Linked DNA regions of Mus musculus: all the other regions are linked to region 3. Evidence: chromatin loops called from intact Hi-C (ENCODE). Cell type or tissue: left cerebral cortex. All regions are shown on one strand. Each heading gives the region's core, and the rest is flanking DNA. Links, peaks and the distances in the headings are about the cores only.

Region 1 (7,600 bases), core at 1,663-5,662, 140 kb after region 3:
CCTCAGTCTCTTAAGGCCTCAGGTTCTCAGGGTAGGCCTGCCCTCGGGAGTAGCGAGGTGCTCCTGTTTGGAGTCTTCTGTATGGAGACTCATGCTGGCCTAAGCTGGGAGTGGAGTCATTTTGTAAATGTAAATTTGATCCTCAGGACAGCCCCGAACTGAGCTCTAAAGGACCAAGGGTCAGCATCCCTGTGTCACAGAGAGGAAGCCATCACTGGGTGTCACAGTGCTTGTGGCTCTCTGTCTAGTTTATTCCACCCTGGCCCCCCAACCGTCCTCTGTGTAGTTTCCTGTGCCTGGACAGACAGCTCCATGCTGTGACCTTCGATCGCTTGAAAAGCCCCCTAGACTTTTAGGGACCTCGATCCAGGACAAACTGGGGATTGTAGATTTAGTGATAACAAGGGTGTGAGGACTATCCACTTCTGCAGTGAGTGTGTGATTTTATAAATGTGGCTTGGAGTGGAATCAGCATGAGAGGTGGGAGAAGGGAGTGGCTCAGGAGAGGGAGTCGGGTCGTAGGGCTGGCTCCATGGGTAAAGGCACTTGCTGCCAAGCCTGGCCACCCGTGCTCCATTCCTGGAATTCACATAGTGGACAAAGAAAACTGACTCCCACAAGTTCTCCCCTGACCTCTCTATATGTGAACCCCTAGCACAGGCACCAGGTTGTAGTTTAGTAGTGAGTAAGCAGGAAAGGGGTGAACACCATATCGAATTATAAAAACAGAACCGGAAGCAATCAGGTGTGACCCACCAGACCCCAGCTTCTCACTTGCTTAGCTCAGCTTCGAGGTTCTGTGCTCAGGGACTGCGTGAAGAGCCACGCCTTCTTCAAGAGGGAAGGGGAAATGGGTCATGTGCATAGAGAAGGGTCTGTAGTGCATGTGAATAATTTATAAGTGCCCTACAGACTCCCCTGCAGGCAGCCTGCAGGGAGGCATTCCCTTTCTGTTGAGGTCTCCCTTTCCAACAACTACTTTACCTTGTGTCAAGTTGACGTGAGACTAGCCAGCACCTGGTAGCTCTGGATATGCCTTGGATGGGACTGGAATCTGATAAGGTGAAATTAGGAGCCACCAAAAAGAAAAGAAAAAGACAAAGCCAAGCGATTACAGATAATAACTTTAAAAAGGTTTGTTTGTGTATTTATTTATTTTTTTTTCCGAGACAGGGTTTCTCTGTGTAGCCCAGGGTTTCTCTGGCTGTCCTGGAACTCACTCTGTAGACCAGGCTGGCCACGAACTCAGAAATCCGCCTGTCTCTGCCTCCCAAGTGCTGGGATTAAAGGCGTGCGCCACCACTGCCTGGCACAAAGGTCTATTTTTTAAATGACAGTTATGTAATTCTGGTTGCCACTGTGTATTTGAACAGCACACTGATGAGTATTGCAGTTGTTTGTACTTAGTGTTATTTTGTAGATTCTTAATTGGATTTATAGATTACTGGGCCGGGCGCTGGAGAGATGGCTCAGCGGGTAAGAACACTGACTGCTCTTCCAGAGGTCCTGAGTTCAAATTCCAGCAACCACATGGTGGCTCACAACCATCTGTAATGAAATCTAATGCCGTCCTCTTGTGTGTCTGAAGACAGCTACAGTGTAGTTATATATAATAAATAAATAAATCTTTAAAAACAATGAAGTATATCTTAAAATAACTATTCTGTTTGTTGAATATCAACAGTTGAAAATATTAAAATCATGTTCTACAAAAAAAAATCTTTTAAAAAAAAGAGATTACTATATCAAATGAGCCTGGCCCTTTTTTTTTTTTTAAGACAGGGTCTCACAAACAAACAAACAAACAAAAAGTCCCCAAGCATGCTTGCCTCATCCCCGAGTCCCGAAATTGTGTTCCTGAGTCCACACCACACCAAGGACTTTACCCAAAGGGTGTGGGTGGGGAAGACTCCCTCGACCATGACTTTATCTTAGGGTTTTGTCTTGCAGCTGATTTTGGTGTGTCTGCCAAGAATCTGAAAACTCTGCAAAAGCGAGACTCCTTCATAGGGACACCTTACTGGTGAGTCGTGGGGCCTCTGGGGACATAGCAAGCCTAACACCCCGTGGTTAGTTGCCTCTGGGTGGATTGTGTGTGGGGCACGCGGTGCCAGTTCAGAGCCCTTAGTCAGCCGCTCAAACTGTGTGTGTCTAGCATCTGCTTCTCTTCTGGGTACTCCTGCGCCTAGCACAAGTGGCTTAGCTTCCCCACGCCCTCGTCTGTAAACTGGGGTTACAGTGGAAAGCACCCCACTAATAAACTAAACCGGATTCCTGAAAAGGTGCTTCAGCTCTTGGTTCGTCTAACACTTGTACTGAGTTTAGGGTGCTGGCTATGGGCGGGGTACATGAGAACAATGTAAATTCACTTCCTGTCCTCATGAGAAATCTCCCTGGGCCTCTCTTACGCCTGTTGTGTCTTGTCCTTTTTCAAAACTCTAACTTAAAATAAAAACCACCTATGAGAAGAGGGCTCTCTTGTAGAGGAAGACACCTGAAGTCTTGCTTTGGCCTCAGCCTGCAGATGTGTGGAGCTGGGCCCCACCTTCCCACACCTGCAGTGCATCCATTCAGGCTCAGGCATCCAATCTCCGGCTTATGCATCCAGGCTCAGGCTCAGACATCCAGGCTTAGGCTGCAGGAATCCAGGCTCAGGCTGCAGGCATCCAGGCTCAGGCTGCAGGCATCCAGGCTTAGGCATCCAGCCTCAGGCTGCAGGCATCCAGGCTCAGGCATCCAGCCTCAGGCATCCAGGCTGCAGGCATCCAGGCTCAGGTTGCAGGCATCCAGGCATCCAGGCTCAGGCTGCAGGAATCCAGCCTCAGGCTGCAGGAATCCAGCCTCAGGCATCCAGGCTGCAGGCATCCAGGCTCAGGCTGCAGGCATCCAGGCTGCAGGCATCCAGGTGGCACCCCAAGCCCAAGCTCTCACTCAGTTTCACACCTGATTACTTTGTGTTCTGTTTTTACAACTGGCCATGGTGTTCAGCCCCTTCCTTGCTTGCTTACTACTCTTAACTCTTTCTCTCCCACCCCTCCCGTTATTCCTTTCTCTTCTCTCCCATCCCCCTTTCTCTCTGTGATGTCCTGTTCTGTCTACCCCACTGTCCTACCTTGTTTGTTTTTTGCTGGAACCTTCGCCCCTCTGCCCTCACCCACCTGCCCCTTCCCCAGGACTCTGTTCTGGATGGCTGCTGCCACCTTGTGGCGGGCTCCAGGAACTGCAGCGGGCCGAGACCCTTGAGGAAGACAATAGGATGCCAGTAATTCAAATCATGGCTTCAAATACTGCCAAACCTCCAGTGTGGTGCTGGTGGTGTTCGAGACGCTGAAGCTACGAGCGGCATCCTCAGGGGCCCAATTCTTAGCCCTTATTGTTCCTTGGTTGGCTCAGGATGGCCCCTGAGGTGGTGCTGTGTGAAACCATGAAGGACGCCCCCTATGACTACAAGGCTGACATCTGGTCCTTGGGCATCACGCTGATCGAGATGGCGCAGATCGAGCCCCCACACCACGAGCTCAACCCCATGCGGGTCCTGCTCAAGATTGCCAAGTCGGACCCTCCTACCCTGCTTACACCCTCCAAGTGGTAAGGAGAGCTGTGTAATCCTGGAGGGTCGGAAGCCACTCCAGAGACGTGTGGTGCTGGGTCTGCGTGTGCACAGTGGACTCTAAAGTCGGGGATGGGGGGAACGGAGGAGAGGGCCACCTCCAGGCCTTTCTGAACTGCCCTCCTGAACTATACAAAACCTTAGACACGAGAGCAAGGCCAGTTAGCCAGGACGAGATCCCGTTATGTCCCGGAACATATTGAATAGGATCAGAGCCCAATCAGCCACATGGCCAGGCTGGGAATGGGGACTTAGGTTTAGATTCTGACACTGCCATGCTCATTCCCATCCTGCTTATGTTCCTTTTAGACGTCTGTGTCCTGGACAGTGGTGTGCATGATAAGAAGGCTGTCCCATGGACCCTGTCTCCACACACCCAGCCCTGGGCGTGCGGTGCCCGGGCTGTGGCTCACTCCTTACTTACGCCTGTCCTCCAGGTCTGTGGAGTTCCGAGACTTTCTGAAGATAGCCTTGGATAAGAACCCAGAAACCCGGCCCAGTGCTGCACAGCTGCTGCAGGTGAGGGAGATTCGTTGCATTGTTCCTCAGAGGCACCGGCAAGGTCAAGTTCTTAGCCGGCTGTGAGGTACGGTGCCCAATGTGAGGAATGCTCCATGTGTCCGGTGAACTCAGATGTGGTGGCTCACACCTCTAAGTCCAGCACCTGGGACAGACACAAGGTTTTGCATAGAGGCAAGAGGATCACTGCAAGTTTAAGGCCAGCCAGGAGCTTAGCAAGTTCCAGGCCAGCCAGAGCTGTTATGTAGAGAGACCCTTTCTCAAAAAGAAAAACAAAACAGAAGTGGATCCATCGCATGGGAGATTCTGACTTTCCTTCCACACTTCTGGTTCAAAATCAAATGTGTGGCCTTCCTCAAGGCCCACTTTCAGCATGGCGTGTTTGTTTGGGAGACGGAGCTGCTGTAAGGTGCAAAGGCCCCAAGCCTCTTGGGACCGGTTGCTTCCTGTAAATGGCACCTCCCGTGCCAGGGTATCCGGCCTGCCTGACATGGTCAGGGCAGAGACCAGCTGTCACCCGGAGCCTTGGCAGGAGCCAGGAATTCCACTTCCTAGCTGAAGCAGTGTCTGCCAGGGGATTCTCAGTGCGCAGTGGAAGAGCACAGGGCAGAGGGGGCGGGAGGAGGTCTGCCTCAGTTTACCCAGGTGCCCTCAAATGGGCTGGGGCTTCTCCAGTACCTCTTAAAATGTAGGGTGGGAGGGATACAGGGGTCTGCCAGACCTGAGGACAGTGGGCTCAAAGGGGAAGTCCTTGCCCAAGGTCATCTGGTTGGAATGGCAGCTTGGGGCACATCTTGGCTGTGGGCACCTCAGCCCTGTATCTGCTAATCCCTGTCCTTTTGTATCCTGTGTGGCCAAGCCACCGAAACTTACTAGAGCTGGTGGCTCAGTCATTCGTCTGCACAATTGTCCCTGGCCAGTGTCCTGCTGCAGTTGGTAACCTGGATCTGAAATTAGGGAGGGGTGTGAGGAGTTCCCTCTGTGCCTCCGTTTCTCCCTTGGTCGGGTAGGTAGCCAGGAAGTCTGTGTGTGGCGGACCCTGCTCACTAACAGTTCAGCGGCAGTTTTCATGGATTGGAGGTAGCAGGGAGCTCAGGATTGTCACTCATCATGCCGGGGCTAGCACCTTCTTTCTTGACAACTCCCACTCCCACCCTCACCCCTACCCCCACCCCCACAGCCAACGGCTCACTCCCTGTCTGCCGTGTTCACCTAGCACAATTGATGACTGTGGTGAGCTCTGGGCTCTCTGTTCCTTCTGTTTGCTGGAATGATCACAGCCAGCCTGTGGGGGCCCCTGGCTTCGTGCCTCAAGTTCAGTCCCTGAACTTGACCTGACCCCAGACCTTTGTCTCTGCATATCTCTGGATGCTCAGAGCCACTTGAGCCTCAGCCCCCTCCTCAGGTGCATTCTGCAATGGCTGCCCATCTCGTCCCTGGCAGCCTGGCACTCTCTCTCATTCTCCACCCCTCTCTCATCATGAGTACGATTCCCTCTGCCTTCAGAACAGGCCCAGAATGCACCACCTCCATGCGGCCACTCTCGGAGCTGCCTCGCCATTCACTCAGATAATGGCTACCTTACTGGTTCTGCCACTCCCCGAGTCAAACTCTGTAAACAGATTCCAGTCTTCCCTCTAAACAGAGCCCTCGTTAGCATGGCTAGTACTTGCCCTTCTTGCTGCAGAGACAACACCCAGTAAAAGGATCGTAGAGGAGGGATTCATTTCTGGCTCCTTGTTGTGGAGGATCTCAGTCCATCATGGTGGGCCAGGCTACTGGTCAGGTGTGTGGTGTTATTTTGAAAGCTGTGGAACCCTTAGGGGTACAGCATGGCTGGGATACTAGAGGCGTCCCTTGAAAGGGACACCCATTTATGGTGCCACTCTCTGACTCTAGCTGCCATGCAAACAGCTCCCTATGTGCTGCCACAGCCAAGACCAGAGGCGCCTCCAGCACAAGGTCACACAGCTGTCAGGGACAGCTCCTGTCCTCATTCTAGTGACTTGGCCACTCTGGAAGCTGCTTTTAATAAGTGGAGGAAAGGAAAAAAAAAGTCCAAAGCAGGGATGGAGAGATGGTTTAGTGGTTAAGAGCACTGGTCTCTTATCTAGAGGACGCAGGTTCAATTCCTGGCGCTCACAGGATAGCTCACAACTGTCTATAACCCCAGTCCCATAGGATCCATTGCCCTCTTCTGGCCTCTACAGCCACTGCATGTGCATAGTGCACACACAACACCTGTACTCGTAGAACAGAAATAAAGTTTTTTAAAATAATAATTAAGAAGAAAAAGGAACCGAGGAACGCAGAAACAAAGAGAAGGGGGCAGGCGGCAGGTGAGGAGAGCTTACTTTGATCTGAGCATCGCCCCTTAGTGGCTTCTCAGCACAAAGAGAGAAAATCAGCCTTGGAAAGGACATGTGTTTCATGACAGCAGAGATCCTGGCCGAAGAGAGGTGCCAGTTGGCACACTGCACACTGCCTCCTCCACACTGGCATCTTGGAGCCCTCAGCAGAGCTGGCTCTGAGCAGCCATCCCTCCTCCTGGAGGGGTAGACAATGAGGCAGCTCTGATCCACCCTTCTGCAGAGTCATGAATGCCTGGGGCAGCATAGGGAATGTTTGCCCGGTGTTTGGCCATTCTGGGAGGTTTCTGGGTCCAGCTCTCTGAGGGACCTCAGCATCTGAGTTGGGTGGAAAGCCTTCTCTACAGCCCCAACTAGAGGCGGTAGGTTGAGGCGGCAGTCCTCCCTGCCTAGTCCTTGTCTCTCAGAGCTTAAACACAAATCATGGCCCAGTCAGCCTTGGCAGGGCTGCTTACACACCAACTACCTGCCCTGGGCCCCTTGCAGGGAGCTGCCCTGCTTAACTGGGCCTCCGTGAACGGCTGTCCTCCCTCCTGTCTCTTCCCAGGGACCTTGAGCTCCATATAGGCAGAGCAGATGGCTCCCTTCAAGGGCTACTAATCTGATCAATATGCAGGATGCCTTGGCGAAACCTTGTACTCTGAGAACCCTGGCCTGCACTGCTGGTTTGTGCCACGTCTGCCTTAGCTGGTGCAGAGCAGTGTCCTGTGGTGTCCTGCTCAGGTCACCGTGTTACAGGTTTTAGACACTCTGGGCATCTTGGCTCTTCTCATCATTCCCAGAGAGCTATGTTCTGGTAGAGGAATGGCAGGGGGTGTGACGAGGCTGCCCAGATTGTTCTGCTCCTGACGTGGCACTGGTGATGGCAGTCAGTAATGGTGGCGCCATCTGTTGGGCAATGATAGTGATTATAATGATGGGGTTATGGTGGTGGTGATGGTACTAATGGTGATTATGATGGTGTTGTTGGTAGTAATGATGCTGTTTTGAATACTCACTATAGAGCACACAGAACACCTTAACTGTTATCCCTACTTTGCAGATAAGCAAACTACAGTGCAGAGAGGCTCTCTTGACTTGCCCAGGTTGTCTGTGAGAGCTG
Region 2 (7,600 bases), core at 1,427-5,426, 260 kb after region 3:
GCCCAGGACAGTGACGTTGTAAACATGTGCAAAGGAAACCTTGGAAGTAGTGTCCTCAAAGTAGGGAAGAAGGGCTTCTTTGATCTCACCACACCCTGTGGCCCACCATTTGATGAGTGATTTCATTTGCCTAAGGTCCCACAATGAGTGACCAAGTTAAGATTCCAGTGTCTCGGTTTGGTTCGCCTATTGTGTGTCATTGACATAGACAGCAGTGACTCATATTCAGTGCTGACTCGTGTCAACTGTTGCAGATTGTCCATTGCTCTGTTGGGAAGTACTCTGGGTTGAGTCCAAACATTTTAGAACTTAAAGGATAAAGGAAAAGTGGGCAGTTTGAGAAAGGTTATTCCTGAAGATGTAAACAGAGATCCCCTTGGAAATTTTTTTTCCTTTAGTTTTTCGAGACAGGGTATCTCTGTGCAGCCCTGGCTGTCCTGGAACTCACTCTGTAGACCAGGCAGGCCTAGAACTCTGCCTGCCTCTGCCTCCTGAGTGCTGGGATTAAAGAAAGGTGTGCCATCACTGCCTGGCTCCCTTGGTAATTTTAATAGAGCCGTAATGGACCTTCCAAAAACACTGCAGAGCAGATGTTGGAGTTTAAGTTTTGTGTTCCATCTTAAGAGTTCTGGGGCTGGGTGGTGGTGGCGGACACCTTTGATCCCATCGGGAGGCAGGGGCAGGCGGATTTCTGAGTTTGAGACCAGCCTGGTCTACAAAGTGAGTTCCAGGACAGCCAGGGATACACAGAGAAACCCTCTCTCCCCTACCTTCCCCCAACCACCCCCCCCCCAAAAAAAAGAGTTCTAGGTTTGGGATGGAACCTTAGAGCAGCCTGGCTGCCAGTGAGGTGTCTGTCGCTCCTTTCCGAGCACTGCCCACCCACTTCCCCTTCTCATTAAGGCTCCATTTAGCTGTTAGGTAGCAGCTTCAAAAAGGGAAAACCCAGTCATGTATAATCTCCAGTTAATGGGCATCTGTTGAGCCTCTAGGTTACCAAAGGGATAATTACACAGTACTTCTTTGTGTAGTAAACACAAAAAAGAAAAGAAAATGTGTTCCAAAGGCAAGTCAGACTGTTAGTGACCAACAGCATCCTCTTCTTGAGGGAGAAAATTGGGGCAGTCATCTACTCTTGCTGGGGGAGATGGCAAGGCAAGGCCATTCCCCAGATCAGCTATGGAGCAAGTGGGAGGGAGGCCTTGTCTCTTTAATTGCTGGTGGGTGGGATGCATTACTGAACAGCAGACGTTCTAGGAGACATTGTGTGCAACTATTGGGAACTTGTGAGTCTCTGAGTTTCTGCCACAAGCCATAGAACAGCAGTGATGATGAAGGTTACCCCACAAGCTTCATGCCCAGGCTCTGTAAGTGAAGACTGTATGCTTACTATTGATTTAGGAGGATAGCTTCCTGACCCAGCATGGTGTGTGTGAGCAACAAGCCAGAGTTCTTGGGTTTGTATCCCTAAACTCTAGTTTGGGATCTCAAAGTTTATGTCTTGTAGTCATTTAGGTTTTGCAGAACTTGGCATAATTCAAATAACTTGTTTTTCCCCCTTTAGAACACTTCAGTTATGGAAGATCAAAATGAAGATGAGTCCCCAAAGAAAAGTGCTCTTTGGCAGGTAGGCATGATAAGCTAGCAGATGACTGTAGATAAAGCTCTGCCTTTCCTTATGTCCTCACCGAGAGCAGAACCCAGCCTCTGTTTTGTATAGGGTTGCCAGATTCAGAAGCCACCCTGCTTGTCCACCGTTCCCTCTGGGGAGTATCCTTACTGCTAGTAAAGCACTTTGGAGTTTTCTGGAAGATTCCAAAAAGGCAGTATCCTGAAATACCAACTTCGTGGCCTAAGATAGACTGTGTGGAAATCCTCCATCACGGGGATGGTGGAGGCTTAGAGCCAAGTGTAGACTGCTGTTTTTCTCTGTCTGCAGCCCACCCTCCTCCCTGCTCTCCCTATGAGGGTCTGTCTCCTTTCAGATCAGTCTCCTTTCCTGGCTCTCTCACTTTCCTGCCCAATCTCCCCAGCTTTGTGGTGGGTGTCTGGGGAGCACACAGACCTTCATGGTTTAGTGTTTTCACTAAGCATGCTGGTGAGCATTTTTTTCCTTTGTGAGGACATGAGTAAAGGCACAGTATATATAAAGGAAAAAAAAGTGACCTGGGCACATTTGAAAACTATAAAGTAGGTTAGTTAGCTAGAATAGTGCACGCCCAGCAAGTGTAAGATGACGTGGACCAAGGTGAAATAATGGCAGCAAGGCTGCAGGGTTTGTCTGGGCCACGGGGTCTGGGATAGTAGCTGGAAATGCACTCCTAAGCACACAAGTGCCTGTTTGTCTTTTTGAACATTATGTATGTGTAAGAGGAACATGCGCGACCTTCTGCACCGCTTTGCTGTACTGCTCTTCACTGTGACCTTTAGTTTACTGTGGCTCCCAGCGCCTTAGCACCCAGGTTCCTTCATCTGTTCATCTCCTCATTGGTTGGTTACTCAGTGGAAACTAGATGGTAAATGAGAAAGTGGATGTGGGAATACTGTGATCTAGAAAGCGGGGCACAGGTGTAGGCTGTCACCATCATTCTGTTTAACCTGTTGTGACCGCAGAGGTTCTGGGGAATTGTCAGTAGGGGTGGAGTAAGAGAGGCCGAGCACATGGGGTCTTTGAGACTCCACAGTTGGCGTTGCCGTGTGCAGCCTCATTCTGTCCTGGTTATTGTGCTCACACCACCATAAAACCCTGCATATCTCGCCTTTGCTCCTTCCCATTATTTTCAAAGCTGTCAGTGGTTAGTCCAGCCTCACTGTATTTAAAGCTGGACCGCAACAGCTACACTGCAGTGTTGCTGTGCAGAAAGATAAGTTGTGATTTGCATTACCAATGCTTGTAATTAGACACTTATATTTTCCTGTTACAATGTTGTGATACTGTTATGCTTAAAATAGCATTGAGATCTCCTTTTATGTTTATCCTTTTATACTTGATATCTTATGTAAGATCCCCTTATATATCTCCCTTTATATTTGCTGATATTTATCATAGCAATGAGTTTTTACTTTGTCTTAAGTTCTTCTATTGAGGCAAGTAGATGAGGAGTCTTCCAACAAACAGAACTTTTAGAATGCCTGTTCAATGCTGCCCTCTGGTGGTAACAGAGGCCAATTAAATTATCCCTCATTCCGGGAATTGGGGATGACATGGAGATGTGGAAATGGATGGTTAATATAAATTAAGTAGAAGATGAGTGCTTTCTGACCTTGCTGTAAATGTAGAAATAAAAGCATACTTGAGATGTGAAACTGAAATTATTTTTGTCAAGGAAGGTCAGAAGTTTCCTTTGAAGTTTACAGAGGTTCTCGTGTGTGTGTGTGTGTGTGTGTGTGGTCTAGTTTAATATGAGAGCATACTATTAACAAGAGCTCTTCATTCCTTGTAAGATGTTGGGAACAAGTTTCTAATGGAAGTAATGGACATTTGTAATTCACCTCTTCAGGTCTGAAAATCCTCTAGGGTCTTACTTTCTGTTAGTGTATGCACATAGGCTATCAGAGGACAGATGGCTTGGCAGTGGTATGACAAAACACTGATGTGGCTAGGTGATGGCACACACCTTTAATTCCAACACTCAGGAGGCAGAGGCAGGTGTATCTCTGACCAGCCTGGTCTACAGAGTGAGCTCCAGGACAGCCAGGGCCAGACACCTCGTCTCGAAAAACCAAACCAAACCAAAGACCTGATGTGGCTTTTAAATAGCATTATAGTGGTTGTGGCTTTGAATCTAGGGATGTAGACTGTTATTGTTATGGTGATGGGGGAGTATATGGGTACATGGTTGTGAGTATGCAGATATGTCTGGACATTGTCTTCTGTTGTTTGGCCAGCAGTTACTAACCATCTGAAGTAATATGGAAGGGTCAAAACTATTAGGAGAATAGCCGGGCGTGGTGGCACACGCCTTTAATCCCAGCACTTGGGAAGCAGAGGCAGGCAGATCTCTGAGTTCGAGGCCAGCCTGGTCTACAAAGTGAGTTCCAGGACAGCCAGGGCTACACAGAGAAACCCTGTCTCGAAAAACAAAACAAAACAAAACAAAAAACTATTAGGAGAAAATGAAGCTTTATAGATGGATTTACTTTTAGGCTTCTCCTCTATTTAGATGGGGGGGAGGGGGTGTCTCAGTATGATCCCTTAAAATGCAGTCTGGTCTAGCAGACTCAGCAGCACTTGGAAACTTAAAATACAGATTCTGAGGCTCTCATCCAGACAGATGGAGCTCGAATCTGTGTTACCAGGCACTCAGCTACTCCAGCGCTTGCTCAGGTGTGTGAACCAACCCTGCTCTGGTTTTGATTGCTCTTGGTGCCTATGGTCAGCTGCAGTCTAAACACACTAAATGAAAAATTTCACAAGTGTAGGTAGGGAGAACATATGTACATATTGTACTATATTGTTTTAAGTATTTTGTTATTGTCAATATTTTTGCTATGCATAATTTATAAGCCCTGCTTTATCATTGGTATGTATGTATGTATGTATGTATATATGTATGTAAAGGCAGAAATATGTATGTAGTGTTTGGGTCCATGGTTTCAGGCCTGATGTCTTGGAAATATCTTTTTTTTTTCCTCCTTTTTTCTTTTCTTTTTTTTTTTTTTATTAGATATTTTCTTTATTTACATTTCAAATGCTATCCCGAAAGTTCCCTATACCCTACCTCCGGAAATATCTTGAATATAAGAGAGACATTAACTTTTAATTTTGAGGACGTGGAGACAGATTACTACTAGCCAACTAGATGCTGGCTTATCAAATTGGGCATTTAGTGCCTCTAAGATGATCATCTCCAAATGAGTTTTCTAATGCTGGAGAGGTGGTATGGTACGCAATGGGGAATAGTGAGCTAAGGCACCGGTCATCTTTACAAACAGCTGCAACTTCAGTAATTACTATGGTTGTTAATTTGAGGCTATGGGCCCTCAATGCATTTTAATTGTGTGATAAATGGATGAACAAAAGAGCTTAATTTGACTTAGGTTCAAATTGGTATTTTGAGGCTAAATCCATAGGACAAAAGAAATTTCTAATGAAATTGATTACATGCCTTTCTAGCTAATTATTGTTTCTTTGTTTTTCCAAAACAGATCAGTAATGGAACGTCATCTGTGATTGTCTCCAGAAAGAGGCCGTCAGAGGGGAACTACCAGAAAGAAAAGGACTTGTGCATTAAGTACTTTGACCAGTGGTCTGAATCAGATCAGGTGGAATTTGTGGAGCATCTTATCTCACGGATGTGTCATTATCAGCATGGACATATTAACTCTTACCTGAAGCCCATGTTGCAGCGGGACTTTATCACTGCTTTACCAGGTAGGTAACTGCACTTCTCACGGTTGATGGGCAGTGTGTGGTGCCTAGCCCTCAGTGCTGGCAGTGCCAAGTGTGCTCTGTGAAGTGAATGGCAGAATGAGTGTGTACACTGTGAGTTGCCATTTCTGGACAGCCACTGTATTTGTAGTTAGATTTTAATCCTTCCTCAAGTGCCATGTAGTAAGATAGAGTAGATGAATTTTTAGGAAACAAAGGCCACTTTTGTGATTGATCTTGCTGCGTATTAGTCAATGCTGTTGCTTTATTTAGTTGCTTTTCTGTTTTTAAAGATACACTATTTAATTTTGGTATGTAGACAATCTGTATTTTACATGTAATTTTAAGAATGTATGGAGCGAGGCATGGCAACTCATGCCTGTTCTCCCAAAACTTGTTAGGTTAAAATGGGGGGATTATTTTGAGGCCAGCCAGAGGACATACAAAATACATGTGCACACATGTGCGCACGCGCGCACACACACACACGTCTACTTTTCCTTAAGTCTGAATCTTGGCAAGCCTCAAAGAGTTGAGATTGTCCCCTTGTCTGAAGTGATACTTAGGCAATGGCCAAGAAACCGAGGAAACTGGTAATGTGTCTTTGTTAATGTTTTTTTTTTTCCTTTCTTTTTTTGTTTCAATTTATTTATTTTACGTATGAGTGTCTGCATGTATATCTGTGTGCCCATGGAGGTCACAAGAGTGTTGGGTACTCTGGAACTGGAATTAGAGGTGGCTATGAGCCGCTGTGGCTGGGAATCAACCTGGGTCCTTTTCAAGAGCAGCAAGTGCTCTTAACCTCTAGGCCATCTCTCCAGCCTGTTAACGTTTGTTGACACTGCTTTGTCTACTCCTTAGTGAAGCCCCTCCATCCTCTCTCATGCATGTGCACTTATGGGTAGTTTTCTGATTAAGTGTTACTTGTATTTATGACAGTTTTAGTCCTGAGCAAAGTCTTTAAGAAAAAAAAAGTACAGAGAACTCTTATGCTCCTACCTGTGCCCATGCCTCCCACAGCACAGCATCTGTACTGTCATTGTCCTGCTGCATTTGTGTTCATGGGGGAACCTATTGATAAACCATCATCCCCTGACTCCATAGTAGACATTAACCTGTTGTGGTACGATTAGACTGTGTGACATGCAAACCTGCACCCATCACTCTCATGGAAGGTCTTTACTTTGTCTTCAGTTTGGTTGGTAAGATGTAGAGCTCTGACTTGTGAAGAGAATGTTGGTTCTGTAGCGCTTACTGCCGCCATGCCATGCCAGTACAGGTCTAGGAGCCTCCCATGATGGGTCAGTACTACTGCAACAGACCTGCCTCAGGAACAACAGGTTTGCAGCTGATGGTGCTTTCTTTCATAGCACACAGAGGACCTGGCTGAGCTGTAGTTCTAGCCTGGAACTTGGATTACAAGTGACAAGGAAGCTTCTAATGTCTTCTCACTCTTCTTTCAGAATTTATGAGTTTGTTTTCTACACTGAGAGTATAAAGAATATTTGAGAGTTAGCTTGACTCTGCTGATCTTTCAATGACAGACTAGTGTCCCGTCTTCCATTAGTTGTCTTCTAGAAAAGCAAATAGAAACCCCTTCCATCCAGAATTACAACATTTAGTTGCTTAGTCCAGTTTCTCATTAGGCAGATTATAAAATGACAAGGATCAGAGAAATTGGATGACATTCCCTCGGGTCACCTGGCTTGTTTGCCATGTGCTATTGTAAAATGATGGTGGACAGATATCGCTTCAAAGTTAGCACAAAGGATGAAATCACTCAGTTAAGATTACTCTGGGAGAGTCCTTAAGTTGATCATGAATGTTAAATAAGTGGATCATAACTGTCTTTGTTTGTTGTCTATTGTGATCAAGCATCATGTTCAGAAGCAACTTAGAAAGGAAAGGGTTTATCTCATCCTACAGCCTGCAGTCCTCCATTGAGGGAAGCCAGGGCAGGAGCTGAAGCAGAGACCACGAGGACCACTGCCTACCAACTGGCATGCTGAGTTTGCTTTCTTTCATAACTCTAGCCTTTGTCAAGTTGATGAAAAACCTCACCAGGACAGTAACTCAATTCACGTTTAGTGATGGAGGATGAGAAGAAGGGTCTTTCATTGTGAGAGAGAAAAGTCTAGGTGAATGGATTCTTGTGTGTGCCTCCTCTGTGTTGCTGGAACTCCAGAGCCCTGCCATTGTTCTGCACCAAGAAAGGTCAGGGAAGTCTTT
Region 3 (7,600 bases), core at 1,195-5,194:
GTTGGTCTACAAAGTGAATTCTAGGACATCCAGTGCTATAGAAAGAAACCTATCTCAAGCCAGGTGTGGTGGCGCATGCCTTTAATCCCAGCACTCGGGAGGCAGAGGCAGGCGGATTTCTGAGTTCAAGGCCAGCCTGGTCTACCGAGTGAGTTCCAGGACAGCCAGGACTATACAGAGAAACCCTGTCTCAAAACAAACAAAAAAGAAAGAAAGAAACCTGTCTCAGAAAACAACAACAAAAAGTAGTACCCATCTCATTTCCTAATGACTTTTCTATACTAACCCTGATCCCCTCCCCCTTCCTCTCCTGTTTCTGTTCCTGTGTGTGTGTGTGTGTGTGTGTGTATACAATACAACTTTCTCAATTCTCATGCCAAGCTTAACTTTCTAAAAAAAATTACTTTATTTTACATGTATGGATGGTTTGCCTACATGTATGTTTGTGTACCATGGGCATACCTGGTGCCCACAGAGGTAGAAGGTGTTAGATTCCCTGGAACTGGAGTTACAGTTGTGAGTTACCATGAGGGTTCTGGGACCCAAACTTGCTCCACTGGAAGAGCAGCAATGGTCTTCACCTCTGAGCCATCTCTCCAGTCCCTAGCTTAACTATTCTTGTTTAATTGTGTTAATTTATATCTCGAGCATGATGCTAATATAGTAATGGAGTTGAGTGTGTCCTTGCTTTAATCCTGGTCTGTCATGTTTTTTGTTAAGACTCTGTTTTGGAGACTAATTTATGTTAAGGAATTGTCTTTCCATTTATCTCCTTTTTTGGGGTGTGTGTGTGGGAGTTGTTTGTTTTGAGACAGGGTTTCTTTGTGTAGCCCTGGCTGTCCTGGAACTCACTCTGTAGACCAGGCTGGCCTCGAACTCAGAAATCCACCTGCCCCTGCTTCCCAAGTGCTGGGACTAAAGGCGTGCACTACCACTGCCCTGTTCCATTTGTCTCCTTAAAGAGATTTGTTTGTTTGTTTGTGTGTTTGTTTGTTTGCATGGATATTTAATTTCTGTCAAGGCTAGTGATAAGCAAGATTTTCTTCTTTGATGTATAAATATATAGATGTCTACTAGACCACTCTCAAGTGCCTACTAGAGCCCTACAACTTAGTTATAATCTATCATTTTCTTGATGTGGTTTCTGGGTGTAATAATATTTTATTTCTGGTAAAATAATATTTTATTTTATTTGGGGTTTAAAGATGATATTATAAATGGTATTGGCCTAGAATGCTATCTTATTTTCTATACCATTTTTATTAGCTTGAGATGTTAAGTGTTTGCCAGGTTCATAAAAATAATTTGGTGTAAGACAGATCTGCATAGTTAGAACCTGTCTGGGGGAAAGAGGAGGATTTGGAAATGCCCTCGTTTGCTCTGTCCCAGGACCCTTTATATAGTAATCTTTCAGTGACTAGTTACAGCTCTCCTGTGAGTGTGGCACTGAGGTGTGTGGCACAGGAGTCTCTCAGTACTGATACTGTCTATTTGATACACTGAATGAAACATCACTCTTTTGAAATGGATTCAACTTTCCGTCTCTGGTGAGGTCAAGTCTTGTCAACTACATTTTCCTAAGACACTCATCTCATTATATCTTTTTCTTTCCAGGGTTTTTCTTTTATTATTTCAGCATGTTTTCATAAGTGTTGTACAGGCTGACAGTATTAGGGAATGAGACCTATGGGGAGGTAGTCTGCTCAGAGGGCTAAGGCTTCCTGGATGGCACTAGTGACCTTACAAAAAAGACCCATGGCCTGATGTGACGCCACACGCCCATAACCACTGTAACTGGGAGGCAGAAACAAGAGGATCCGAAAATCCAAGGCCAGCTTGGTCTATAGAGCATGTTCAAGGTGTCATCTGAGAACCAGAAATTGGTCCCACTCTACTCTGAATCCATAAAGGCTAGGAGTCTGTAAATTCCCCAGGTTTGAGGATTTTGTTACAGAATCCAAATGGACCAAGACAGAGTTGGTGTGTACAGTGACGTCAACTTTCTGGCTTCCTCAGCAGTAACAGCATCTTCCCTGGTCATTTCCTATTCTATGTATTTGTGCTTTATTCTTTCCCACCCACATATGCTTTTAAAATCGAATTATCTAGTAGACTATTTTGTGATATTCAAAGAACCACAGTTTTGTTTTATTTGAGCTGCTGGGTTCCCCCCACCCCCACCGGTTCTTTACTTTCTCTTTTTCCTTTGTTGTTTTGTTTGTACTTTCACTTTCTTTGTATCTTATGAATTCAACTAATTAAAATTTAATTCACTTTAATTTTTATTGCTGCATGTTTTAGGGCCATAAATTATACTTGGGTGTTGAAGTGTTCTTGGGCTAGCTCATGGATTTCAATACACAACAATGCTGTGGTTTCTGCACTTCTCTATACCCAGGAAATTGTGAGGAGTGAAGCTTTACATTTTTCTGGTTGAAAAATATACCAGCAGGGCTGGCCAGCCAGAAGAAAGATACCCAAGTGCCCACCTATGTCCCACTAGGTGGGTAAATGCGTGATAGAGAGATGGGGAAGATGGCGTATGAGATGGAGAAACAGGAGGGAGAGCAAAGCAGAGGGGTTTGTACACTGTGAAGAACATTTACCTCATTTATGAACTGCTGGGGTGTGTGAAGTGCTGGTCCTGCAGACCCAAAGCTGTAGGACCTTCATGGCACAGGGTATCCCAGGGGAGTCCTGGTGAGAATCCAGTATCGATAGTGCAGCAGAAAGCCAGAGGCCTCAAACCAGACCTATGACCCATTGCAAGGAAAGATGTGTGGACAAAAGGGTAAAACTGTGACACACCATCACACACTACAGCTTCCACCACAAGATTTTGCTGTTGTTGTTTTTTCTTTTTATTCTATCTTATTTTCTTTTGAGGGAGAGGTTGCAAGGGCAGATACAAAAAGACAGGGGGATGAGTGGGACTGGGGTCTATGATGTGAAACTCACAAAGAATCAATAAAAAATTAAAAAGAAACAAAGGAAGATCAACTATCAAATTGTTCTATCTCTGGTCTGAATTCACTTTTGATTGTCTGCTCTGTGGAAACAGACATGTTTAGCTTCAACAGTAGAGGGCACTATAGAGACACTGCAGGAGGCTGTCCCCTTTCGAGGTGCCTGGGTTTCTGCAGCAAGGGTGGCTTCTCTTGCTGCCAGGTTCCTAGATGTAGACAGCCCCTCCAGAGCCTGCCTCATGGCTGAGAGAGCTTCTCTGCTGAGCACCTCACAGGGTGGCTTCAGGGCTAGCTCAGCAGCAATGGCAGCTGCTAGGAGCTTAACCTATCCAGTTAGAGGCTGCTCCATATCCACAAGGCAGCTCTCCAGCCAGTCCCAAGGGTGGATTTCCATAACTTCCACTAGTGCAGCACACTAGGAACCTCTCTGCTCATCACCAGCCATGTTCTCTCCAAGATCTGGCTCTCCTTACGGGGGCCTCCTTCTCAAACTGGCTCAGACCTCCACAATGACAACAAACCTTTCTTTTGTTCTTTCTTTCTCTCTTTTGCTCCCTCTTTCTCTCTTTCTTTCTTTCTTTCTTTCTTTCTTTCTTTCTCTCTCTCTTTCTTTCTTTTCCTTCCTTCCTTCCTTCCTTCCTTCCTTCCTTCCTTCTTCCCTTTTTCCTTTTCTCCTCCTCCCTTTTCTCCTTCTCCTTTCTTTCTTTCCTTTCCTCTCTTTCTTTCTTCTTTTTTTCCAAGAAAGGGTTTCTCCCTGGCTGTCCTGGAACTTGCTCTTGAACTCACTCTTGTAGACCAGGTTAGCCTACAACTCAGAGATCTTACTGCCTCTGCCTTCTGAGCTCTGGGATTAAAGGAGTGCACCACCATGCCTGGCTCACAGTAACTGTCTTATTCTCTGCCATTCCTCTGTTATATGGAGGTCCTGTTTGTCTTCCATAAAGTCAAAATATTGCAGTAGAAGACAGGGAAGAGCTGAGCCAGAACAAATGGAGATTCAGCATTATGTTTTATGAGTAGAGGAAAGACGTTTGACCGCGGGAAACAACTGGGGTGGAGAAATGGCCTGTAATATGTGCATTTGGGACTTAGAGGAATGAAGGAATGAGGGTGAAGAGAGAAATGTCTCAAGCAAAGCACAGTCTGGTATGGAGGGCGAGGACTACATTTTGTTCTAGACAGAAAGTCCATCTGTGGACCATACTCCATTAGGAAATCTCTGCTGTGTGGGTTAAAGACAGTGGTTTCTGGGATCCACTCCAGACCAAGTGAATCAGAACCTCTGGGAAAGAAAGACTATCCCACGCTGCCCACCAGAGTGACTCCTTTCCAGTGCTTGCCACCATGGTACCTCATTCTTGGTCCCTTCTTCTCTGGTCCCTGTGCACTGTTGCTGGTTCTCCCTGGAAATGGCTGAGTAAAGACGTCAGTGGGGACCGCAACGCAGATGCCCCAAATACATAATGCAAAGACGACTAGAGTAAGTGAGATCTGCCACACTGCAACATACATGACCAAAATGCAAAGATTAACTGGCATTTCTATATATCTGCCATGAATGATCTGTAGAAGATGACAGATCCATCTACAGCAGCATGGCAAAGGAAATTTAGAAATGTGACAAAACCCAAGGCGTGGCACTGAAACCACCGCTACAGGAATGAATTTAAGGCACAAATGAGGGGGAAATAGCCACATTCAAACTGGCGTAACGCTGTCAAAATGGCAGTACTCGGGCACTCACCATTCACAGACTTAACACATTTCCCATTAAAATCCCAGCTGCTTTTTCCAGAAATGGGCAAGCTGATCCTAAAATTCATACAGAAATCCAAGGCGCCCAGAATAAACAAAACAAGCTTAGAAAAGAACAAGCCATGTGCAATAATAGCAAATATAAGTAGTTCCAGCTCCCCTGGAAGCTGGGGGCTGGGGTGGCCTGGGGGTGGGGCCAGGGATGGGGCTATGATGATTTGTGCCCAGGAATCTGAGGTTAGCCTGAGAAACATGAGACTGAAAGACCCGCATCTCAAGAGAGAGAGAGAGAGAGAGAGAGAGAGAGAGAGAGAAAAGGAACAAATCTAAAACTTACTGTAGAGCTACAGTAACAAAGTCCACCAAACTTGAATAATCATGGCATAAAGATCAATGACTTAAAACCTAGAGCTCAGGGCTGGTTGCGGGCTACAAGGGTAGATAGTGTCCAAAACAGCAACAATTGTGAGGCCAGGAAAAAAAATACCCTTCTAACACATATGGCTATGGATTAAATTTGTTTGTTTGTTTTTCGAGACAGGGTTTCTCTGTGTAGCCCTGGCTGTCCTGGAACTCACTCTGTAGACCAGGCTGGCCTCGAACTCAGAAATCCTCCTGAGTCTGCCTCCCGAGTGCTGGGGTTAAAGGCATATGCCACCACTGCCCAGTTGGATTTAATTTTTAAATTTTTATTACTTTGAAAAATCGTAGGGGAAGTGTATATTGTACATTGTTTCTGAAAGTTATTACAGAAGGTTATTAGGTGTGTGTGTGCTGTGTACATTGCTTGTGTGTGCACATGAAGGACAGAGGTTGACATTGGGTGTCTTTCCTCCATTGCTAATCACCTTTTTTTTTTTGGTCTCGGCATCAAGATTGGCCCCGACCGGCACTCACATGTACCCGCCCCACACAAAACTCAGTGGACAACCCTTAAGAAATGACATCCAAGGTTGTTTTCTAGCCTCCACAGACATTCACATACACATGAATAAACACACACACACACAGTTGGGCATAATGGTTCATGCCATTAATTCCAGCATTCAGCAGAAAAGAGGAAGGCAGATCTCTGTGAGGGTGAGGTCAAAGCTATATAGTGAGACCATCTCAAAGAAAAGGGAAAGGGAGAGTATATATAGCAATAATTTATCTACAGATAATCATATATATATATATATACATATATAATCATAGAGATATAAATGTATGAACATGTTTCTTAAGTGTTAGATTGGGCAAGCAATGAATTTAGATAGGTGAGGCTAGATATGGAGTAAACAGAGGAGTTAATACGGTGCCCCTACAGAACTTGGAGTATTACTTGTTGGCCCTGTTTTACCGGCAAGAAGAAACCTGGGCTCTACAAAAAGTTAAAGTCATACAGGGAATACAAGATGGAAGCCAGATTCCAACCCAGGAAGTTAATAGCAGATCTGGGGCTGAGTTACAGCTACATGACTCTGCTCCTGGGAACATGTGTCTCTGTTCTAAGATGCAGGCAGGATGGCGAGCAAGCACTGCTAAGAATCTTTCCACTAGATTGCTCTCTCTTGCTGGCGCCAGTGTACTGCTCAGCAGAAAGCCCTTAGCATTTGGGTGCCTACCATCTGTTTAATAGACATCGTACAAGTCTTGGTTGCTGCAATTTCTGGAGTGAAATTCAGGACAAAGCAATCTCTTTGCAAATTCTCAGACAGCCTCTCTCCTTCAGGGAAGAGATAAAGTGACTAGTATCTGACAACGTGAGCATTCAGCTGGGAAGGATCAGATAGACGGCTCTGTGACACGGCTGTTACCAAGCCCTTATGGAAAAGCAAGCTCTGAAAATCCGTAACAACATCTAACTGTATACTGCTTATTTTTTTCAGAGCTCAGGCCTACAGTGACGGTAAAGCTAATCCTTCAAGCATTAAGACAAAATAGTGGACTTCTATTTCAGAGCCATTTCTGTGTTTTCATATAAACCCAGAGCTTTGTTTGTTTAACCCAAATTTTTGCCTGCCTAGCAAATGAATACCAGGCCGCAAATTTTAATTTGGACTTTTTCTGAAAGCTAGACTCCCAGATGTGAAATAACCCCACTCAAATGGTAGGAACATTTTTAAAGCTGTTGATTGGCACTGCCAAACCTTTGCAAAAAGATTGAACCAATTTACACTCCCACCAGCAGTGCATGAGAATACATTTAAATGCAAATCCTAAGAAGCAGACTGTCTCTTTCTTAGGTATTTCACTTAAAAAAAATTTTTTTTTTAATGCTAAGCAAAAGCTGACCCAGGGTTTTATAAAAGGAAAGTCTGGCATAAAAGTGGAACAGCTTAGGCAAAAAAAAAAAAAAAAAAAAAGAAAAAAAAATGCTTTCAAAGACCCAAGCACCCAAGCAGGCCGATAAAAATGTTAAGGCGCCACAGCAAGGAGCACAACTCCAAAGGGGCCATTAACAGTTTGGCTTAGGTTGGGATGGTAACCGCCAAGAATGTTGGGCGTGGTCAATGTACCAAATTCTAGTTTATAAAATGCAGAGTATTAATATTAATACTTCACTTTGTTCTAAAGACGACTTAAGATGTCTAATGCCAGGATCTAGAGTGGTAGTATTGTCGGTAAAGCGAAGCCTGTGGGAACGATACACACACCCGTGCCCCTTCGCTCCCCGCACGGGACAACAGGCCTGCACAATCAGAGAGCACCTCTACCAAGCGGGCGCAGTGATGGCAGGGGCTGCGGACCTGGGGTAAGGGAAACCCAGACTCGGTGGCCAGCTCGCTGCTTTCCACAAATTCAAGGGGTGCAGGGACTTGCGGTCAGGCTAACCCCTCTAAGCACGCCCAGCCCGTCTACGACCCAGAGTCTCCTACGACTCCTCGGTACCCTCT
Region 4 (7,600 bases), core at 1,724-5,723, 240 kb after region 3:
CATCTGACAGTAATTGTTTAAAGGGGGGAGGTGTTTAGGGGTAACCAGCTACTCTTTGGTTATATTTGAGGCTGGCACTACAAGAATTCACCATGAACCCCTGTAAACCTGCTGAGAAACCCATGGTCATGAGGCTGCTGTGAACCGGGAATGATGTACCTTCAAAATAGCTTTGTTTTTGCCTGTGGATTAGCTCTGCCATCAAAGTCAGTCACAGAGGTGTATTTTTTCAGTGGGCGTTGGTAATTGCAGAGGCTCATAACTGATCACAATGCCAAAAATGACTGACTTTTGAAAAGTTTGCCTCCAAATGAGACATCTGGATCACCCACTCCTTCCAGGGCCCAGGGAGTGTCATAGACAAGGGGCTGAGGAAGAAACTAAGAGATGGCAGAAGCGGTGGATTGTGGAACACTGTCTTCTGGCCAGGGCATGGGCATTGTTGTCCTGAAGCCTCACAGCTCTGATGGTCAGGACGAGACCTACATAGCACTGGACCTTTAGCATTCTGTCAGAGGGAGCCAGAGGAGGGTTCGTGAGGCCCCATTCCTCCCGGCAGATACAAGTAGGGAGCAAGAGACATTTTCTTCAGTTAGCCACTGGTAAGTGTCCATGTATATGTAGGCAGCCCTAATCAATCTTAGTGGGTGCCAAAAACCAAATGAAAGAAAAAGATGTGATGGGGCCGGGAACTAGTTGAGATGAGGAGGACAGTGGGGCAAGGAAGGACTCAGGTGGGTTGAAGTGTGAGTGTTCACATGTATGGTTATTCTGTGGAAACCCCAAGTTTAGGTTGGGTGTTTCTCAACTTTATTGAGACAGTGTCTCTTGTGAATCTGATGTTTCCTGGTTCTGACTAGTCTCGTTAGCTATCTTGCTCAGGGATTTTCTGTCTTTGCTTCCCAGATGCTGGGATTGCAGTGGTTTTTACATGGGTCCCAGGAAAGCACTTCATGTCATGAACTAGCTCCCTAGTCCCAGGTTTTAATTTTTTAGAAACAAAAATAATTTTTTCCATTATCAGTAATAAAAAGAAAAAAGCTTAAGGCTGGGGATGTAGTGCTAGCTTGCAAATCATGTGCAAGGCCTGACTTCAACCCCAGCATTGCAAAAATAAACAAGTAAATAAATTAAAATGAATAAGTAAGTAGATAAACCCGATTCTCTTTAAACTGAAAGGGGGAAGGTGTTTGTTTCAGATATTTCATCATATCCATTCTTAGCTGTATGGTCACATAGTCTGAAGTGCTGGATATTAATGTGAGCAAGCCATTGCAAGGTTTCTGTTTCTCCATTTGAGCTGTTTCTAGCTTATAGAAAAGTTGGTACCAAAAAAAAAAAAAGTTTCCAAAAGCTTGAAAGAAAAGCTGGCTGTCTTGGTGCAGGAAGAGTGTCCCAGGTGTCTGGTGGGACTTAGCAGTGAGTTAACACTTACACATTGCTGACATCAGTCCTCAGGCCCTACCTAAGTGTCACTAAAGTGCTTCACAATGTCCTCTGTGGCAGGCCATGCATTAAGGAATGGTGTGCTGACTTCAGTTGTACCTCTTTCTGTCTGGGAGTTTTTCTGTCTTTGCTGGATCTTGGTAACCCTGCCAGTTGTGTGAGTTAGGTGGTGTTGTTTCACTCAGTGTAGGTTTCCATGTGCATCTGTGGGAGAATCAGCACAAGGGTTTGCTCTGTGTTCATAGCACCTTCTAGGCCAAGTGTGATTTTGATTTGTCTTCTGAACAGTTACTGCTTGTTTAAGTAGAGCCAGCAGGCGTCCTTCATAATAAAGTTCTTTATCCCTTTGTAACTCTGTGGTCTGTAGAGAGATCCTTTGAGCCGATGCAAGTGTGTGTCTCCCTGGTACTTCATTTTCATCTACTGTGTCAGTAGTTGGCTTTCCTGTTTTATTTACTCTGTAGGCTGTAGTCTGTTAGTAGCTATTTTGATGGTCAGGTTGCTCAGTTTGCCTAGTGGGTGCTCCAGGTCAGCTCATGTATCTGTTGGATGCGCCTTTGCCATTGTTTTTTAAGTGCTTTGTATATTCATGTTCCAGGCTCTTGGGTTTTCCTGTTTTCAGGTACAAGTGTGAGTGCTTAGTGTTGCTGGGATGTCATTACTTCTGGACCCAGCCAGTATGCTCTGAGATGTCATTTGCCTCTCTCTGAAACCTCTACCTTCTATGGATGGAAGCCCCCGTGAGTTCAAACCCTTAGTTCCAATGGTGTCCCATTCCTCCACTTAGCCTTCAGTGAGGTCTTCCTGCCTCAGCCTCCAAGTGGGGAACTACTGCTATGGTTACCTTATTAGCTGTACAGTTGTTTGAGTAGTATTTTCCAAATGTAAGGACTGAGTTTTAGCATACAGTTTTTTTTCCTCTATAGAATATTTGTGGTAATAACCCAGTAGGAAAAAATTGTTGCCTTAATTTACATCTTTTTTAGGGAACGGAATTTTTTTGTCTCATTTTTTTAAGAGCCTGGAACATGAATATGCAAAGCACTTAAAACAAGGAAGGACAAAGGCACATCAAACAGATACATGAGCTGACCCTGGAGTACCCACTAGGCAAACTGAGCAATAAATCCCAGTAATCAAGATGCAAAGGCAGGCAGATTTCAGGTCTGTAGAATGAGTTTCAGGACACCCAGGTCCATACAGAGAAACATGCCTTGAAAAACCAAAAATATTTTAAAAATACAAACATACGTATATATTTATTATTGCATTTATATATTTATATCTAATATTAATTAATTTATCTTAATATTAATGTTTATCAATTAATATTAAGCCAGGCATAGTGGTATATGCTTTACTCTCAGCACTTGAGAAGCAAAGACAGTAGGGTCTTTTTGAGTTTGAGGCCATCCTGGTTTATGTAGTGAGTTCTAGGGCAGCCAGGGAAAACAACAAAACAACAAAGTTTTTGAGTGGAAGTACTGAGGATTGGTCCCAGGGCTTCTTGCTTGCCAGGCAGGTGCTATAGTGCTGATCTGTGTCTATTGCCTCCAGTTTGTCTACAGTGTTCTTAGAACTCATGGTAGCCCAGGCTGCTCTCAGACCCGTGGCAGTCTTCTATGTTAGCTTCAGTACAAGATACCACATCCAGCTAGGCAACCCTTAGTATATCGGTAACGTGTTTGTTTATTGAGATGGGGTTTCCCTGTGGTATCTTAGAACTCACTCTGTAGTCTGGGGTGGTCTTGGACTCAGAGATCCACCTGCCTCTCTTTGCCTCCCTCTGCTGGTATCAAAGAGATTCGTCACCTCACAGTTTATAATTCCCTTTCTAATACTGAGAAGTATGACTCAGAGTCAAAGCAATAAATACACCACAAAGCAATAAATACACCACGGCTAGAGACTAAGAAACACAGAGAGCCCTGGAATGAAACTATCTGGGGATACAGCTCAGCTGCAGAACGCTTGCCTAGCGTGCATGCAGTAAGGGACTGGATTCAGTCCCAGCCACTAGGGTGGAGAAAAAGAATCCTGAGAATATTCTCCTCACACATGCTCTGGGCAAGGCAGCTCAGGGGACAAAATAAAGCATAACTGAGTGGGGTGGGCGGGCCTGGGATGGAGGCATCAAACTTTATACGGCCTACTAAAGAGATTTAAAGTAACCTGCTTTTCAAATGTGCATACGAGTGACAAAAGCTAACCATATGCTAAATCACAAATAGAGACGCAGCATAGACAAGAAGACTAGAAAATAGTAGTTTGTGATTTAAAACATCCTAAAGCCAGGAATAATTCCTATAAAGTTAATTCTTCAAAAACAATGCTACAGAGCCACACAGCAGCCTGGCATTCAGGAACTGCGAGTGTCTGTGGACTGGCTCTCTGGGGACTGATCTGGGGTTTGAGGCCTGCAGAGGCTGAAAGCATACACGGCTGCCTTAGTGCTCCTCAGAGAGCTTCCCTTCCCAAGAACCAGGACAGATTTCTTTTCCACGTGAGCTAGAGAACCTACTTGTCTTACCCCATAAAAAGGCTTTTGTGTGTGTTATTTTTGGAGGTGTCTGACCTATGCATGTTTTCCAACAGCAAGACCCAGTATAAAGTTTGATGCCTCCGTCCCAGGCCCGCCCACCCCACTCAGTTATGCTTTATTTTGTCCCCTGAGCTGCCTTGCCCAGAGCATGTGTGAGGAGAATATTCTCAGGATTCTTTTTCTCCACCCTAGTGGCTGGGACTGAATCCAGTCCCTTACTGCATGCACGCTAGGCGATCGTTCTGCAGCTGAGCTGTATCCCCAGATAGTTTCATTCCAGGGCTCTCTGTGTTTCTTAGTCTCTAGCCGTGGTGTATTGCTTTCACTTGGAGGTTTTTTCTTGGGGCAGGGAGATCTTCTTAAAGTTAGAAAGGTTTATTTCTATTTATTTACAATATTTTTTGGTTTATTTTATTTTATTTTTTGTTTGTTTTTTTTTTTTTTTTTTGAGACAAGGTCTCTCAGCTGGGTAGTTGTGGTACACACCTTTAATCCCAGCACTCTGGAGGCAGAGGCAGACAATCTTTGTGAGTTCAAGGCTAGTCTGGTCTCCAAAGTGTGTTTTAGGATGGTCAGGGCTATACAGAGAAAGACTGTCTTGGGAAAAACAAAAAAACCAAAAAAAAAAAAGGGGGGGGGGAAGGAGGGAGAAAGGGACAGAGACTTTGTGTAGTCTCCTACTGCATTAGCTAGAACTTGCTGTGTAGACAGCTTGCCTTAGAGTTTGCAGAGATCTGCCTGCTTCTTCCTTCTGAGTGCTGGGATGAAAGGTGTGTGTCACCACAGCCCCGGCCTCTGTAAAATTCTTGGATGTTAGGTGATTGATTGGTTCTGTGTCTGTGATAGCTGTGGGAGCTCCTCAGCTCTCTTCTTCCATCACATGGTCCCAGGCATTGATCTCAGGCCCTCAGGCTTGTGGGGAAGCACCTTTCCCTGTGCTGTCTGTCTGTCTCTGTCTCTCTGTCTCTCTTTCTCTCTCTCTGATTTCTGACTTTTGGGGTAACACCTTATTAACAAGTTTCCTTATTTATTTGAATTAATTTTGGGAAATTTGAGAGGCTCGTATCTAGAGTCATTTGTCTGTCTGGTTGTTCTAGCACCATTTGTTGAAAAGGCGTTGTTCCTTGCCAAGATTAAGATGCGCTGGCCTTAAGAATGTGGTCCATATCCTGCTGTAAGCATCGTTACAGGATGGTTTTAACTTTTTCAGCTTTTTAAAAAAATGTATTTTTATAGTGAATGGATGTTTGCCTGTGTGTATGTCTGTGTGTGTGCCTGGTGCCCTTGGAAGCCAGACCAGGGCCGCAGAAGCCCCAGGGTCTGATTGTCTCAGGAACCCAACTTTGTTCCTGTTTTTCACTTTGTTGTTTGTTTAATCCCATTTGTGGTCTTATGAGGGATTCATAGACGTTTTAGGATGGATTTTTCTTTATTCCAAAAGCACTTGAGATTCTAACAGACATTGCCTGACTCTTTGGTAATACTGACTGCTTAAGTCTTGTGTTCTCTGGACACAGGTTATCTAGATGTTTGTGTCTTTAATTTCTTTTAGCAACATCATCTGTTAGTTAAAATTAATGATGATTACAGATATTTGTGAGCCACTATGTGTGTGCTGGGAACTGAATGAACTCAGTTCTCTGGAAGAGCAGACAGTACTTTTAATTACAAGCCATCTCACCAGCAACCCCTCCCCCCTTTTCGGGCTTTTTTTTGAGTCATGGCATCTGTGAACAGAAGTTTGACTTTCCTCCCATCCTGTTGAAAGGATTGATAGTTCTGAGTTTAGCAGAAAAGTTGACTTTTCCCAGTAAGTGTGGTGTTAGCCATAGGGGTTTTGAAGATGCTCTTTATTAAGTTGAGGAATTTCTCCTTAACAGTGCCTTTCATATTTGTTTTGTCCTTAAGAATTGCCTTCCAAAGGTTGGCTTTTCCCGTGCACTCTTTTCCTGTGTTAGTTGTCCTGCCTCTGACAGCAGACTTGGTGATTCCAATGTCTGTTCTGGCTACTGCTTGGAGAGGCACAAGGCAGTGCCAGGCTTTGTTTACCTTTCTGCTGTGTCTATGCCTTCAGGTTTGCTGAGCGCCTGACTGCCCAAGTGACCCAGTCTGCCCTTTGACCTCATGCCTTGTGTCCTGCAGCTTTGCTATACATGTATTACTTGTACTTTCTTATGTGTGCTTTCTTTTCCTTTTTACACAAGTATGCTACCATCAATATTTTTGACTTTTTTTTTTTTTTTTTTTTTTTGCTTTACTGTAACTGGCTATGACTAGTAAAATTTGTTTTGGTACATGAATGAATATTCTGGCTTTGTTCTTGACAGTAGGGGGGACTATTTTATCCTGAAACATACAGTATGGTGTTAGGTAGGTTTTTATTTTTTTACTTTTTTTTTTTTTTTTTTTTTTTAAATTGGGACAGGGTTTGATTACCCCTGGCTGGCCTGGAACCCACTCTGTAGACCAGGTAGGACTTGTTCACAGAGACCCGCCTGCTTCTGTCTCCAAGGTGCTGGGATCAGCTTTCCTTCATTATTCCTTACAGACATCAGTTGAAGCACAGCTTCCCAAGCATCTTCTGGGGTCTGGGGAATCAGGTCGGAGGGGCTCCTACCTAAGTGTTACCTGACAGTTGTTAATAGTGAGTGAGTGGGCTTCGACTGTTAACTGTCTGAGTGTGTCTGCTCAGGGCTTCGACTGTTAACTGTCTGAGTGTGTCTGCTCAGGGCTTCGACTGTTAACTGTCTGAGTGTGCCTGCTCAGGGCTTCGACTGTTAACTGGCTTTCAGTTCAAAACTCTTTGAACCCAGCTTTTTTCCTGTGTGTGTGTGTGTGTGTGTGTGTGTTTTTTTTTTTTCCCAGTTTTGTTTTGTTTTTAAATCCCATTTGTGGTCTTTCGAGGGATTCATGAAAATTTTAAGATGGATTTTTCTTTCTTCCAAAAGCACTTGAGATTCTGATAGACACTGTCTTATGTTTTTGACTCTGTGGTAATACTGACTGCTTAAGTCTTGTGATCCCTGGACACAGGGTATCTAGATGTTTGTGTCTTAAATTTCTTTTAGCAACCTTGTCTGTCTGTCAGTTAAAATTAATGTGTATATAGTCTGATTTTTTTTTTCTTTTTATCATTTTCTTTCTTATTCTTTGCATCTCTTCCTTCCTTCATTCTTTAGATTCAAGTGTTTTCATTTGGTGTCATTTCCCTTTTTGAGGAATTTTAGGGCTTCACGGCTGTTCCTGAGAGTTAAAGAGCTGTGTCAGAGGAAGTGCCCATCTCTGTTCACAGGGCAGGAAGTGACTGTCGGATAAAGGGACTTGAATGTGAAGTCTGTTCTTAGAAAAATATTTGATAACTTTAGAGACAGTCAAAGTCAGTTTGGTCATCCATTATGAAACTCAGGTTCGCAAGCATCTTCTGCATTTCTGGGAACCCAAATCAGAGGCAATTGTAGGTGCAAAAGTTTATTCTCCTGTTAAACTTAGTAGACCTAAAAACAATGTCTTTACTTCCTGTTGATCTTACAATTTATGGGATGAAATAAACTGCAGCCACTAAAACAAAAATGAATGTACATAGAGACACATGGAATAAGCAATTTCTAAAGA

What was found. A loop is a pair of places that touch in the nucleus more often than their neighbours do. Peaks named below come from ENCODE experiments on the same cell type or tissue, not always from the same donor. Only the 100,000 strongest peaks of a DNase experiment are listed, where the experiment ranks them.
Region 1: it touches region 3 in a loop (6-fold over the local background); 29 of 42 quality-filtered maps call a loop at or near these places.
Region 2: it touches region 3 in a loop (3-fold over the local background); 13 of 42 quality-filtered maps call a loop at or near these places.
Region 4: it touches region 3 in a loop (5-fold over the local background); 9 of 42 quality-filtered maps call a loop at or near these places.

What each region holds. Positions count from the first base shown.
Region 1 is chr11:32,585,363-32,592,962 of GRCm38, forward strand. Stk10 (serine/threonine kinase 10) reads left to right here. Exons shown (of 19, transcript NM_009288.2): 5 at 1,951-2,023; 6 at 3,394-3,588; 7 at 4,048-4,129. Among named protein-coding and RNA genes, the nearest start is that of Fbxw11, 53 kb to the right of the region's middle. In left cerebral cortex, for the core only: a CTCF peak has its summit at 3,210 (motif pointing left); DNase peaks (open chromatin) are centred at 2,127 and 3,224.
Region 2 is chr11:32,706,624-32,714,223 of GRCm38, forward strand. Fbxw11 (F-box and WD-40 domain protein 11) reads left to right here. Exons shown (of 13, transcript NM_001271347.1): 3 at 5,149-5,374. Among named protein-coding and RNA genes, the nearest start is that of Fbxw11, 68 kb to the left of the region's middle. In left cerebral cortex, for the core only: a CTCF peak has its summit at 3,168 (motif pointing left); a DNase peak (open chromatin) is centred at 3,155.
Region 3 is chr11:32,447,243-32,454,842 of GRCm38, forward strand. No RefSeq gene overlaps it. Among named protein-coding and RNA genes, the nearest start is that of Ubtd2, 4.3 kb to the right of the region's middle. In left cerebral cortex, for the core only: a CTCF peak has its summit at 3,086 (motif pointing right); DNase peaks (open chromatin) are centred at 3,109, 4,248 and 4,652; H3K27ac peaks cover 543 bases.
Region 4 is chr11:32,690,614-32,698,213 of GRCm38, forward strand. The region is part of intron 2 of Fbxw11 (F-box and WD-40 domain protein 11); the gene reads left to right. Among named protein-coding and RNA genes, the nearest start is that of Fbxw11, 52 kb to the left of the region's middle. In left cerebral cortex, for the core only: CTCF peaks have their summits at 3,253 (motif pointing left), 3,980 and 4,218; DNase peaks (open chromatin) are centred at 3,390, 3,949 and 4,201; H3K27ac peaks cover 1,152 bases.